Regions from separate parts of the Mus musculus genome. Here region 2 is linked to region 1. Evidence: chromatin loops called from intact Hi-C (ENCODE). Cell type or tissue: gastrocnemius. All regions are shown on one strand. Links, peaks and the distances in the headings refer to the core of each region. The heading gives the core; the rest is flanking DNA.

The links. Hi-C counts contacts between places; a loop is a spot of excess contacts. Peaks named below come from ENCODE experiments on the same cell type or tissue, not always from the same donor. Only the 100,000 strongest peaks of a DNase experiment are listed, where the experiment ranks them.
Region 2: a loop joins it to region 1, with 9 times the contacts of the local background. A loop is called at or near these places in 2 of 42 quality-filtered maps.

The regions. Positions count from the first base shown.
Region 1 is chr12:117,352,004-117,354,912 of GRCm38, forward strand. No RefSeq gene overlaps it. Among named protein-coding and RNA genes, the nearest start is that of Gm5441, 16 kb to the left of the region's middle. In gastrocnemius, for the core only: a CTCF peak has its summit at 1,183 (motif pointing left); a DNase peak (open chromatin) is centred at 1,162.
Region 2 is chr12:117,131,093-117,134,001 of GRCm38, forward strand. All of the region lies in intron 12 of Ptprn2 (protein tyrosine phosphatase, receptor type, N polypeptide 2), which reads left to right. Among named protein-coding and RNA genes, the nearest start is that of Gm10421, 19 kb to the right of the region's middle. In gastrocnemius, for the core only: a CTCF peak has its summit at 1,177 (motif pointing right); a DNase peak (open chromatin) is centred at 1,196.

The DNA of each region.
Region 1 (2,909 bases), core at 225-2,724:
CGACCTTCCCATGGAGAGCTTTCAGGGGTGCACAAAAGGGGAAGGCAGCCTTTAGTTTTCTCCTGTCGGGAAGCTGAGAAAATGACCTTTGACTCTTGCCTCTGCAGGGGGTATGGTTCAAGAGAGGTCATGAAGAAAGGCCCTGCGCCTCACACCCTCCCCTGGGGCTGGGAATCAAGAGAGGGGGGGCCAACCAGAGGGACCTCAAGCCTCTGAAAGACAGAACTTTGTTTCCTCACCCCAGGAAAAGTGACCCCTACACACAACCCATATCCCTGGAGCCCAGCTGGGTCCAACTGAACAAGGACGCCTCTAACTCTACAACCTAGAAATCAGAAACAAGGGGGGAAATTTTTAAATCCAAAAACTCAAGGACAAGGCATAGAATCAGGGAGCTTGTGAACAGGAGCAATCAGGACTCAGCCACAAATTGTGATGGTTTTGATTAAAGGACAAATTGAATAGCCATCTTCAGTCTGCTTCTCTCCTGGCAGCTTGGGACATAATGGAGTGGATTGAAGGGTGACAGGTGACAGGGAATTGGAGTAGACGGCCCCTGACTGTAAGTGTTTATTTTCAAAAGACCTGCCCTCAGCCTCCACCCCCAAGCCCACAGAACCAAGCAAACTGGGACTAATCTAAGGAGCCAGAAAGAGACGAAGAAGGGGCCAGCCTCTGCTCTGACAGCTACCAACTGAAAGACATCAGGGACATTCAGGCATTTTCTACAAAATGGAAGTTGTGATTTGTCTCTTGCATGGGACTTTAGAAAGATCACAGGGTATCCCATGGGCATGGTCCACAGAAAGGCTCACATAGTGATAGTATGAAAAAGATATGGAGCACTCATTCAGCTTTGCGTGGGAAGCAAAGAGCATCTATCAACCCTAGGACACAGAGTAGGCAATACCCATACTATCTCAAGTAGAGAACACTGTGCTGTTAAACCTAGACTCCTCTAGAGTCATTTGTTTCTCAGAAGCCACTGGACCCAAGTACAGGCTGGTTGTGAGTCTTCCCTTCCAGAGCCCTCTTCCTGGTACCCAGCCTTCCCTAGGACTTCCTAGCACCCACAATATCACTCACACAGGCCTCAGAGATGATTCAAAGGTTAAGAGCACTGTCCACTCTTCAATTCCCACAGACACATGGTAGCTCCCAGCCATCTAGACTGGGGTCTGATGCCCTCTTCTGGTTTGCAGGTGTAGTTGCAGATAGAGCACTCATACATAAGTAAATAAGTCAAGGAGGAGGAGGAGGAGAGGAAGAAGAGGAAGAGGAAGAGGAAGAGGAAGAGGAAGAGGAAGAGGAAGAGGAAGAGGAAGAAGAAGAAGAAGAAGAAGAAGAAGAAGAAGAAGAAGAAGCAGAAGCAGCAAGAGAGGAAGTGAGAGAGGAAGAGAAAAGGAAAAGGATATGGAATACCACTCACACCATGTCTGCTCTCTGCTCCACCATCCAAGAGTCTGCTGCAGTCTAGACCAAAGCAGCTATCAGCACTGCTTTTGGGCCGGTATACCAGGTCTGTAGCAGGAGACAGGTGCTAAAATAGTGACCATGCACCAAGAACTGTATATACCACAGAACTCTCAGGAAGTCCCAGAAGTTAGTACTGTGCTTATGCACTGGGGCATGGAGACAGAAAGCTGCTTCTCTCTGATGGGGCTAGAATTCAAACTTCTATCCACTGAGACACAAGTTTGAATCTGCCCACCTACCTTACTCAATGTTATACTCACAATCATTCATTCCCTAAGTTAGTCAACACTGTAGGCTGAGACATCTTGGCCCTCAAGGAAGACTTCAATTCTGGACCACATAACTACTTCCTGAAGGCAGTAGCAGTTGGTGGTGGGGGGGGAGGGGTAGCCCTGGAAGGGAGTGAATTCAAGTGTGGCCTCAACTTATCAGACACCCAGTCAGAAACCAAATCTGGCTCTTCAGTTGAGAGTGGTTAACTACATGTTCCCTGGAGAACAGTAGGATGGGACTCCACTGTCTATGCCATCCAAGGCTGTTTCCATAACCATTTGCCCAGAGTACCAGAAGGAGAGTTGACAGACGAGCTCTGACCAAAGGACATAAGAGCTGCTTCTGGGTCCCCTCTGAGTTTCAAGCATGGAGCTGGCTGGTGCAAAGGATAAACCATGAAGGATAACACAAGAAACCAGACACAAATGAGCACAGTGTCCTTGTTAGCAGGGGCACATGCCATGCACAAGAGGGCTGTATACCAGGAAGGGTGTGGTGCAGCCCAGGTAAACCCAGCTCTGTTACCTCCTTTTCCTCTTAGATTTAGAACACAGGGGGAAGGTACCCAAACTCTGGTGATAATTTTCTGCAGTCTGTCAATCAACTGAGGCTTCACATCGTGAGCCTCAAGGCTTCTCAGAGACCCCTCCCAACCAGGATAGAGGTGAAGCTGGCACAGGGGTTATTACCAGAGCAGCAGGAGGGGACCAAGCCAGAATCAAGGGATCAGAACCACGGCACAAACATGCTAGGCTTGGGAATCTCCACACTTAGATGGAGTGAGAAACAAAGGTGCAGGGGGTGGAGACAAGGTGAGGTGGAGGGGAGGACACGCTCCCAAAGATAGAATTGAATAAGTCCACAGGACAATGGTGAGCTGGCAGACATTTAAAAAGTAAAATGAATACATTTTTACAGAGGCAGACAGGACAGCTTTGTTCCATGGAAATGTGGGAGAGTGGGGAGGGAGCAATCTCTACCTGCATCAAGGTGCACCATACACAGGTATGGGGATTCACAAAGCTCCACACATAGAAGGCTGTAGTGTGTGTGTGTGTGTGTGTGTGTGTGTGTGTGTGTGTGTGTGTGTGTGTTTGAGGGGACGGTGTCTGTACTTTGTTCTGTTTTTATACAGGGTCTTACATAGCCCAGAATTCATT
Region 2 (2,909 bases), core at 236-2,735, 220 kb before region 1:
GTATCTGTACTGTCTGGTGCTTTGCAATGGATCTCTGACTGGGAAAACCTTACTGTGAAGACCTTCCATGGGGCTGGTAACAGTGTGAGTATCGGAAGGCTCAGCCACAGCTGGTTTGAGATTTGAGAGATGCCTTTCATTGGCCATGGCGTGGACAACTCTGGAAGAAGAGCTCACTGAATTGAGAATAGGGACCATGAAGCTGGAAAAATGCAAGTCACTTTCAGGCAGGTTGGGACAGGGAGGCCACACCTCACAATATTCCCTCTCATGTAGGGCCTGAAATGCTGCAGTGCTCCATGGGGCAACCTCAGGTTGGGGTAGAAGCAGGCCTACACAGAAACATCTGTGAGGCATATCATGAAAAGAGGGTCATGGTGCCCATCACTGGTTGGCAGGCAAACTGAGCCTCCTAAAGACTTGCTTTCTGTGCAAACAAGAAGCCTCCAGCATTCATGAGGTGCAGAGGATAGTCAGGCAGCTTGCCTGTTACTATGGGAGAGCATTTCTGAGTCTGTCAGGAGTTGGGGAGCAACTGTGATATGTTGTAGCCCCAGGTCAGAGGTATAGTCTAGCAACCACAGTGGAAGCTCAAGTTGGATTCCTTCCCTCACCCTGAAATCTCCATCTGGAGCAGGTCCTACAGACAAGAAAGAAAGAAAACAGACTCTCATTCTGGCTTTGAGAGAAGCCATTGACACATATCCCTTCTTCAACTTCCTGAGGAAGTCATGTGGTCACCTAAGCCCAGGGATAACTATAAACCCTTGAAGAGAACAGTGGATATCTGGTATGGCCCGTTAATGTCTGACCACAGGCCCAGAAGTTAAGAACTCTGAGAGAGACAGGCTCACCATGTATGAAAACTCAGCAGTGTTCTCAGTTGACATCAGCACCTGTCTAATGTCCAACTCATGGGAGTCATTTGCGTTACTTGCTATCCACCCTACCAATGCGAGCCTCATAAACAGGAAGTGTCTTGCTATATTTATGGCCACACAGTAGCTCTTAACAGTGCCTTAATAAGAACCCAATAAATGATGATCAGATGTTAAACTAATGAAGTAGTTAAGTTGAGGGATCTCAGGGCCCTCTCTAGGGAAGATTGTGTGCTTAGGGGTGCTGAGGGGGAGGGAGGGTGGCCACAGACAAACTGCATCCATTCTGTTAGGAGGTAGGGGGCAGCAGAGGGCACCAAGAAGAACCAGAGCTGAACCGTGCTAGCTGGGTTTCAGTCTCTGTGACCTTCTCCTAGCCCCCATAACACAGTCTGAGGAGAGGGCCTACCACAGCTCCCTGATGGCAGTCGCTTCTGGGTAGCCACCCTGAAGAGGCTAGTTCCCTGCAAACTGAGACCCTCCTGAGAAATACTCAGCAGTTTAAAGAACAACTGAGGACAAATTACCTTTTCTAGAAAGCATTGCTGACCTTAACTAATTTTATTGGATAAAACTGAGTCAAGGTTGTGCAGAACCATTTATCACAATAGTTTCTGAACTTTGAAAGACTTCTCTCTCTCTCTCTCTCTCTCTCTCTCTCTCTCTCTCTCTCTCCTTACTCTTCTCCTGCAAACACTTCAAGGGGAGGAGAGGGGAGGGGGAATAGGGTAACTTCTTAGAAGTCAAACAATAAGGTTTTAAATACTAGATAACTAAATAACTCATTTTCATTCAGGAACTCCAACACTGTTCGGTTTAAGAATTTAACTCTCACTGGATTTGCAGCTGACTTCAAATATTTGCCTCCCCAAATTACTCAGCAGGTAGACATATCCTAGAGACCAGCTTCCTTCCTGTGTGAGCCCTCTGTGGAGGCTATAACAAAGTCCCCTAAACCTAAAGTCACAGAACATTTATGTCTCATTCTCTGGGAGTGTAGAGTCTAAAATAGAACATGAGTGGGGCTCAGACCTGCCAAGGACCATTCTCATCTCTTCCAACTTCCAACGGAGATTTGCACCCATCTTCGGTGTCCCTTGACTTGAGAGAAATGACTCCACTCTCCACCTCATTGTCCCATGGGCCATCACAGAGACCTGTGTGTCTTCTCCTGCTACCATCTTATAGAGGTCCCAGGGCACCTTAGGCCAGGCTGCCTTTTGTAGAACAGCTTCCCCTAACCAAATAAATCTGCAGCAGCCACTGCCAAAGGCTAAAAGCTGATGTCCAGGTGTTGGGTTTCTGCTTGCCTTTTAGGGGATCACCATTCATCACACAACCCTACTTAGAAGTGCTGTCCCACTGTGGAAGGAAATGGTAGGACGAGAACATCTAGATATTCTCACATAGGCCCAGGGGGGCCTAACTCAGCAATTCCCAGAGGCATCACTACTCAGGTCTGCCCCACCTGCTTGTTCAGCATCATCTCAGGGTGGTCACCCAAAAGGGCTGTGTGACCAATAAGAAGCTACACATACAACTAAGCCTCTGGCTCTCCCAGTCACAATGAGTGTTCCTTCCTCTACATCAAAAGAAACCAGATACATTACTTAATATCAACCTGTCTTGTGCCCAACTCATGGGAGTCATTTGTGTTGCTGGCTATCCACCCAAACAGTGACAGCCTCGTAATCAGGAAGTGTCTTATTATATTTATGGTCACATAGTAGCTGTTACAGTGCCTTGCACATAATAAGAACCCAATAAATGTTAGATGATCAGATGTTAAACTAATTAATTAGTTAATGTGTACTCTTCCATGAAACAAATCTTTTGGTCCAGCTGGAGTATACATTCAAGAGAATGTACACTTTAGGGAATTTCCAGAAGACAAAATATGTGGGAAGATACCATGGATGCACAGAGCATTCTTCTCCTCAGAGTGTCTCTGCTTGTCCTATGACAGGCCTTCAAAGACCACAGATCTCTCTTCTTTCAGAGGAACTCTTAATTTCCACATATCCCTTGGTT